2 separate regions of the Homo sapiens genome follow, and region 1 is linked to region 2. Evidence: chromatin contacts called from ENCODE POLR2A ChIA-PET data. All regions are on one chromosome and are shown on one strand. Each heading gives the region's core, a stretch centred on a gene start or an enhancer-like site at or near the end of the contact. The rest is flanking DNA. Distances are from core to core; before and after follow the strand shown.

Evidence for each region. ChIA-PET counts read pairs that join two places held with the same protein, here RNA polymerase II (POLR2A).
Region 1: POLR2A ChIA-PET joins it to region 2 with 10 read pairs in Caco-2. The contact joins the enhancer-like site here to the promoter of BCL2L1 in region 2. POLR2A ChIA-PET finds 5 or more read pairs at or near these places in 2 of 52 experiments (Caco-2 and PC-9).

The regions. Positions count from the first base shown.
Region 1 is chr20:45,340,664-45,343,892 of GRCh38, reverse strand. All of the region lies in intron 1 of SDC4 (syndecan 4), which reads left to right. Among named protein-coding and RNA genes, the nearest start is that of SDC4, 6.1 kb to the left of the region's middle. RefSeq lists an enhancer at 566-1,460. Within about 2 kb of position 1,477, at least 30 of the 41 ENCODE cell types and tissues checked have a DNase peak (open chromatin) inside an H3K27ac peak, as active enhancers do; they include PC-9, where a contact is called at or near this core.
Region 2 is chr20:31,721,053-31,724,406 of GRCh38, reverse strand. It overlaps BCL2L1 (BCL2 like 1), which reads left to right and starts at 1,539. Exons shown (of 3, transcript NM_138578.3): 1 at 1,539-1,789; 2 at 2,059-2,752. The coding sequence starts at 2,189. RefSeq lists enhancers at 441-640, 410-1,164, 1,171-1,230, 1,165-1,920 and silencers at 671-1,120, 1,327-1,621, 1,521-1,630, 1,681-1,800.

The DNA.
Region 1 (3,229 bases), core at 228-2,727, about 14 Mb before region 2:
AAGAAGATCATGATACCGGTGTGGCGAAGCTTAAAGGAGACGACAGGGCTGTAAATAAAGGCACCTAGTACCATGCCTGGTAGGGAGGAGGTGTTACTTAGTGACAGTTCCCTTCCTTGCCCAGGCCACCTTCATGCCAGGGGGTCCTATCTCTGAAGATTCTGAGCCCAGGTCTCCTGGAAAGCTTTCTCCATCCCCCTTATCCCCCTTATCTACCCCCACAGCTGGGAGGTGGGAAGGGAGAAATCTAGGGTGGGGCTTTTGGAGTCCAAATCTCCTATTTGTTTATCTTAGAAGTGGGCTGTTTGCTAATTATCGAATGGGTTTATGTTTAAACAAGAACCAGTTCTGGGCAGCCCCACCTCTCCTGCTGGGATTTGCTGGAGCCTCATGCTGAACAGTTTGCAGCCTGGAGGGAGAGGGGGCAGGGGGTTTGCCAAGGGTATCAGACCACTCTGGACACTGTCCAGGACCTGGGGTCACCCTCCTGTGCTGGAGGGGCAGAGTTTCTACCCTTAAGGAGGCTGAGTGATTGCAAATAGCACTTTGAGGGGTGGGGTGTTGGTGGACAGAAAAGGTACAGTGTTCTGAAAAGCCAGTTTCTCGTATGTTTTCACTGCATGGTGCCCTAGAGAGGGAGGAGAGAGAACACATATGTCAACAGTTGGGGTCTCATTTAACCTTAGAAGAATAAGCCTGACTTCTTGGGCTTGTTTGTCATTAACTAACACAGTGGTGACCTTGGGCACATTCTTGCATCTCACTGGGGCCTCTCTGGTCCCATCTGCTGAAGGCTGGGTGACTGAAAAAGAGGGTACAGAAAACTCCAGCCCCCGTCCTAGCTCTGCTGCTCACCCAGGGACACACACAGTTAATACGTCACTTTGTTGATGTGAACTCCAGTGTCCTCTATAAAACACCTGTGGCACTCAAAGGTCATCATCGCTGTTTGGCAAACTTGTAAAGTTCTGGCTTTATTAGCACCTAGACGAGGGTTCTTAACCCGGCCAGAGTTTGGCTTTGGGGAGGTGGTGTCTGTGCATATGTTGAAAATGTAAACTAAGAGTTACAGTTATTGGGGTTTAGACCTTTTTATCCTTTTCAGGGGGCTGCAGTACTCCCCAAAAGGTCACTCTGATCTCAGCAGTTCTTTCTGGCTTTGACCTTTCTACAGCCATCCTTCCTCCCTCCCCCACTTCCCAGCCTTGTTCTTGCCTCCTGCTTCCCCCAACCCCCACCTTCAGCCCAGACCTTCCTATTCAGCGGCCCCCACCCCTTCAGGCTGCATCTCACCCCTCCCCCTGTCCTCCAGGCCCGGGAGCTCGGCTGCTCCAGTTTTCTCTGGCACAGTAGAAGAGGCTGCTGGTCAGGTGACACCTGGGGTAATGGAAAGGGGAGGCAGGGAGAGGCTGGTATGTGTGGAAACAGTGACTTGGTGAAGCCCAGCAGTCAGTGGCCAGGCCTGCGGGGACTGGCGGTGTCACTCTAGCCTCTGGGCGTGGGGGCAGATGTGGCACATGGCTGGCCCGGCTACCCAGAGTGGGGATACTCCTTGCCTTGGAGAAGCCCTGCCGGAGCCGTCTGTGGGACAGACTGACCTGGTCTGGAGGATGGCTTCCTTGGGGGTCGGTGAGGGAGGCTGGGAAGAGGCAGGAAGCCAGCACCCAGGGCTGATCTAATCAGCTGAGATAAGGCTGCAGCGTGGGCTCTCTACTCTGCTCTGAGAACACAGGAGGTTTGTTTACATCCCGAGAGCCTCCCTAGCCCTCGGATCCAGCAGGGATTTCGGATCTGCTGCCTAGATTACAAGCTCCAACTTCAATGCACCTCTGTCTCTGAGGCCCTGAGGGAGCCAGCCCCCTCCTGGCTGTCTCCACCGGTAATCGGAGCAATGCCCAGCTTGGTTACTGGGCTGGGACAGAGGGAGGCTTGTCTCTTTGAGACCTGTCTTTTACAGATTGGAAAACTGAGGCTCAGAGAAGGGAATTGTCCACGATCATCCAGGGAGTTAGTAACAAGGGTGCTGGGTCAGCTCCTGGCAGGGAGACATCCAGAGGCTCCTGAACCCTTCCCCCATTTCTAGCTGGCACCCTAGGATCCTGGAGTTCTTGCTGTGGGAATGGGCTGCCCTGAGGCTTGGTGAAAAGCTGGTTGCAGGCAGTGCCAGGCCTGGCTCTCTCCTGAGTGATTGTGTTCAGAGTAACCCGACCTTGAAGGCGACATTTGAACCCTCACTCCACCCCCACCCCCAGACCTGGTTTAACCATTCAGGCACCAGAGCACCAGACCATGGATTGGTGTGTAGTTTCTTTTTACCTTCTAGATTTTTATTTATTTATTTTGTCCCTGGGGACCCAGGTCCCCAAGTAGAATTTCAGGTGTTTCTGGTCACTGTCATTTGCACCTTCGGGGAAAATAAAAATGGTCTTTACCTCTGTCTGCTTAGGACAGGTGGTCAAAGCTGTGTGACCTTGGGCAGGTCTCTGACTATCTCTGTATCTTTTTTTCACAGTCTGAAGGGACCTGATTGGTTGTTGAAAAGTCTCTGGGCTCAGAAGCAAAATGATAACCTATTATAGATTATATTCCTTTACAGTTTGCAAAGCACCATCTCCCTGTCCCCAGGCTAGCTTCCTTCCAGCAACAGAACTGCCTCTGCAAGTTTTCCCAGGCCTCTGATCCTTTGAGCACTGATCCCACTGGCCAGGAGGAAGGCAGGTAGGGGTTAATCACAGCCACTATTCATTGATCACGTGCTGGGTCCCTTGCACACACAAATGCATTCCTCTTAATCCTCATCACCCTGCAAGGTGCTACCAGCCCTAGTCACAAAAGAGGAAACTGAGGATTTCAGAGATGAAATAAACTCCCAAGCTCATATAGTTAGGAAGTGGCAGAACTCACACTTGTGAATCTGCCTTGATGCACAACCACTCTGGGTGGTAGAGTCACAGTTGTGGGCCCCAGGTTTTAGCCATTCTGGGGAATGTCTGGCCCTTAAGAAGTGGGTGGGGTGGGGAAGAACAGTTACGAGTAGTGTACGCTGCTGGGGGTCTCCTGCTAGAAATCATTCTGGTGGGTCCAGGTGTTGGAGCCCCAGGTACTCACCATCCCCTCTCCCCACTAAATTTGGCTTGCCCAGTTATTACCCTTCTGGTCTTGCCTCCTGAAAGAAGGGTCAAGTGTGTCCCCGACCCTACCTCCCCTGGGGAGGAGCCAGGTCGGGAGA
Region 2 (3,354 bases), core at 290-2,789:
CTCGGCCTCCCAAAGTGCTGGGATTACGGGCGTGAGCCACCGCGCCCGGCCTGTCCTATGGAGTTTACAATTAATAACTCTCTTAATCATCACAATAGCTCAACGAGAGAGGTTGGTACTATTACCCATTTTACAATTGAGGACATTGAAGCACAGAGCAGTTGAGAAACTTGCCTAACTAGCAGAGTTAGAATCCAGACAAAGTGCTTAACCACAAGGCGATGCTTCTTCTATATATAAACTGACGGACGGATGAAATAGGCTGATTGACTGATGAGTGACTGACTGACTGACTGAATGAATAAATGGAAATGTGATTATAAATGTTGATTTTTTGCGCCTCCCGATTCCCCAGATCTACCGCGAGGGGGCGATCTCTCCCCGGTCCTGATGCCAGTCACTCAAGGCGCGCACTCCCTTTGCGTCTCGGGCTCGCGCGCGTTGCCGCGGCACCGGAAGTGACTGAGCTTGCAAGTTCCCCTGTCTCTTCAGGGGAAACTGAGGCCGGCTTGTTCGGGAGAGACGGCGCGAGCAGTCAGCCAGGTAGGCCGGCAGCCAGGTAGGCCGGCCCGGGTCCGCGGCGCGGAACTCGGCCGCGAAGAGCTCTTGCGTCTGGAAGCTACCGGGCCGATGAAGGGGGATGTGGCCCCCCACGGCTCGCGGGGCTCGCAGGTGAGAGCGCCGCCTCCCCTGTGCGTGACAGCCGTTGCGCCCAATAGGAGCCTTCGCCGTCCCGCTTCCGTGCCGGCTGGGCTCGCTGATTGGCTGCGCTGGGGCGGACCGCCGGGGGCGAGGCCCCTCCTCTCAGGAAGGTCTAGGGGGCGCCCCCGGGGGAGGGCGGTTGCCTAGCAACGGGGCGGTGGCTCGGCGGGTACCCGGCCTAGTGAGCTCGAGAAGCCGCTAGGCCGCAGCCGGCCCACCCTGGGCTCCGGAGAGGTGCAGCCCCCGGCCCCGGAGCCCTCCCGGGGGCGCCAGAAAGCCACTTTGGGCCTGTCCCCAGGAAAACGTGGTCTCAGCTGTGGGGCCGTCGAGCAGGCCTCGACCCCTCTTCCTGACCTGAGGAGAGGCCCAGCGCCTCACCCTCACCCAGTCTTTGTGCAGGGCGCCGGCGGCCATTGTGTCCGGGCGGGGAATGGAGGACCCGGCAATCCCCAACTGCCACGTTCTGGGCCTTTGGGGAATTCAGAGCAAACCAGCGGCATTTGTTGGGGGTCTCCGGCCTTCAACATCACAGACAGGCCTGGGGGTGGCCTTCCCAAAGTCAGATTGCAGATCTGAGGCAGTTTCCCCCTCCCTGCGTCCCTCACTGAAACCTTGAACCCCATTGAGAAGTCCCTTTAGGGTTTCGGACGCCTCCACCTCACCCTGGGCTGGTGCTTAAATAGAAAAAAGAAAAACAAAAACCAACTAAATCCATACCAGCCACCTCCGGGAGAGTACTCCTGGCTCCCAGTAGGAGGCGGAGAGCCAAGGGGCGTGCAAGAGAGAGGGGGCTGGGCTCCCGGGTGGCAGGAGGCCGCGGCTGCGGAGCGGCCGCCCTCGATCCGGGCGATGGAGGAGGAAGCAAGCGAGGGGGCTGGTTCCTGAGCTTCGCAATTCCTGTGTCGCCTTCTGGGCTCCCAGCCTGCCGGGTCGCATGATCCCTCCGGCCGGAGCTGGTTTTTTTGCCAGCCACCGCGAGGCCGGCTGAGTTACCGGCATCCCCGCAGCCACCTCCTCTCCCGACCTGTGATACAAAAGATCTTCCGGGGGCTGCACCTGCCTGCCTTTGCCTAAGGCGGATTTGAATGTAGGTGGTGCGGGGGAGCGGGAGTGGGGCGGGGGGGACTGCCCAGGGAGTGACTTTCCGAGGAAGGCATTTCGGAGAAGACGGGGGTAGAAAAGGCTGGTGGGAGATTCAGAGTCCACTGGTGCTTTCGATTTGACTTAAGTGAAGTATCTTGGAACCTAGACCCAGACCTTCGTAAGACCCACAAAGAAACCAGTTCTGGTACCTGGAGGGGGAATGGAATTTTTAGGGTAAATGGCATGCATATTAATTATTTTTTTTTCCTGAAGCTCTTTCTCTCCCTTCAGAATCTTATCTTGGCTTTGGATCTTAGAAGAGAATCACTAACCAGAGACGAGACTCAGTGAGTGAGCAGGTGTTTTGGACAATGGACTGGTTGAGCCCATCCCTATTATAAAAATGTCTCAGAGCAACCGGGAGCTGGTGGTTGACTTTCTCTCCTACAAGCTTTCCCAGAAAGGATACAGCTGGAGTCAGTTTAGTGATGTGGAAGAGAACAGGACTGAGGCCCCAGAAGGGACTGAATCGGAGATGGAGACCCCCAGTGCCATCAATGGCAACCCATCCTGGCACCTGGCAGACAGCCCCGCGGTGAATGGAGCCACTGGCCACAGCAGCAGTTTGGATGCCCGGGAGGTGATCCCCATGGCAGCAGTAAAGCAAGCGCTGAGGGAGGCAGGCGACGAGTTTGAACTGCGGTACCGGCGGGCATTCAGTGACCTGACATCCCAGCTCCACATCACCCCAGGGACAGCATATCAGAGCTTTGAACAGGTAGTGAATGAACTCTTCCGGGATGGGGTAAACTGGGGTCGCATTGTGGCCTTTTTCTCCTTCGGCGGGGCACTGTGCGTGGAAAGCGTAGACAAGGAGATGCAGGTATTGGTGAGTCGGATCGCAGCTTGGATGGCCACTTACCTGAATGACCACCTAGAGCCTTGGATCCAGGAGAACGGCGGCTGGGTAAGAACCAAGCCCCTTGTGTGTCCCTTTTCTTTGGCCTCTGGTCAGAGATCCCCAACAGCCCTTCTTCTGTATCTCTTTCTGTTGTGTTGGGTGATTGTTGGAGACGTTGATAGTTGAGGAAACCTGACTGGCCTCATTTCACCACAAGAGGTTAACTCCTTGGAAATACAAATGACCCTGTGCTTCAGAGATCAGGCATCTTTCACCCTGGTCACCCCCATGACTCCACTATTCCATACTTGTGTTCCAGTTTCTCAGCAAAGAAAACTGTAGCCTATGTGTTCATTAAGTCCCAAACCTGTGAGGGTAGGAAGTTAGTTCGGTGTTTCCCTTACCTTATACAATGGTTCACACACAAAGGGGTGATGAGTATAATGCCTGGAGAAGATGATGAGCATCAATGACCCACAGACCTCTCCATCTGTTCCCCCCAAGGGGTCTCAGTCCTATCCTGGGCTTCTCTCCCCCAAATCAAGTTCCCTTTATTTCAAAGTTTGCGTGTATGGCACTCTCCTCTCAGACTAGGGCATGGCCATAGGCAGGAGTTCCCACTGGGTTGAATGGCTGAGAATTGTCAGATTTTGGGGCAGTGTAGGCTG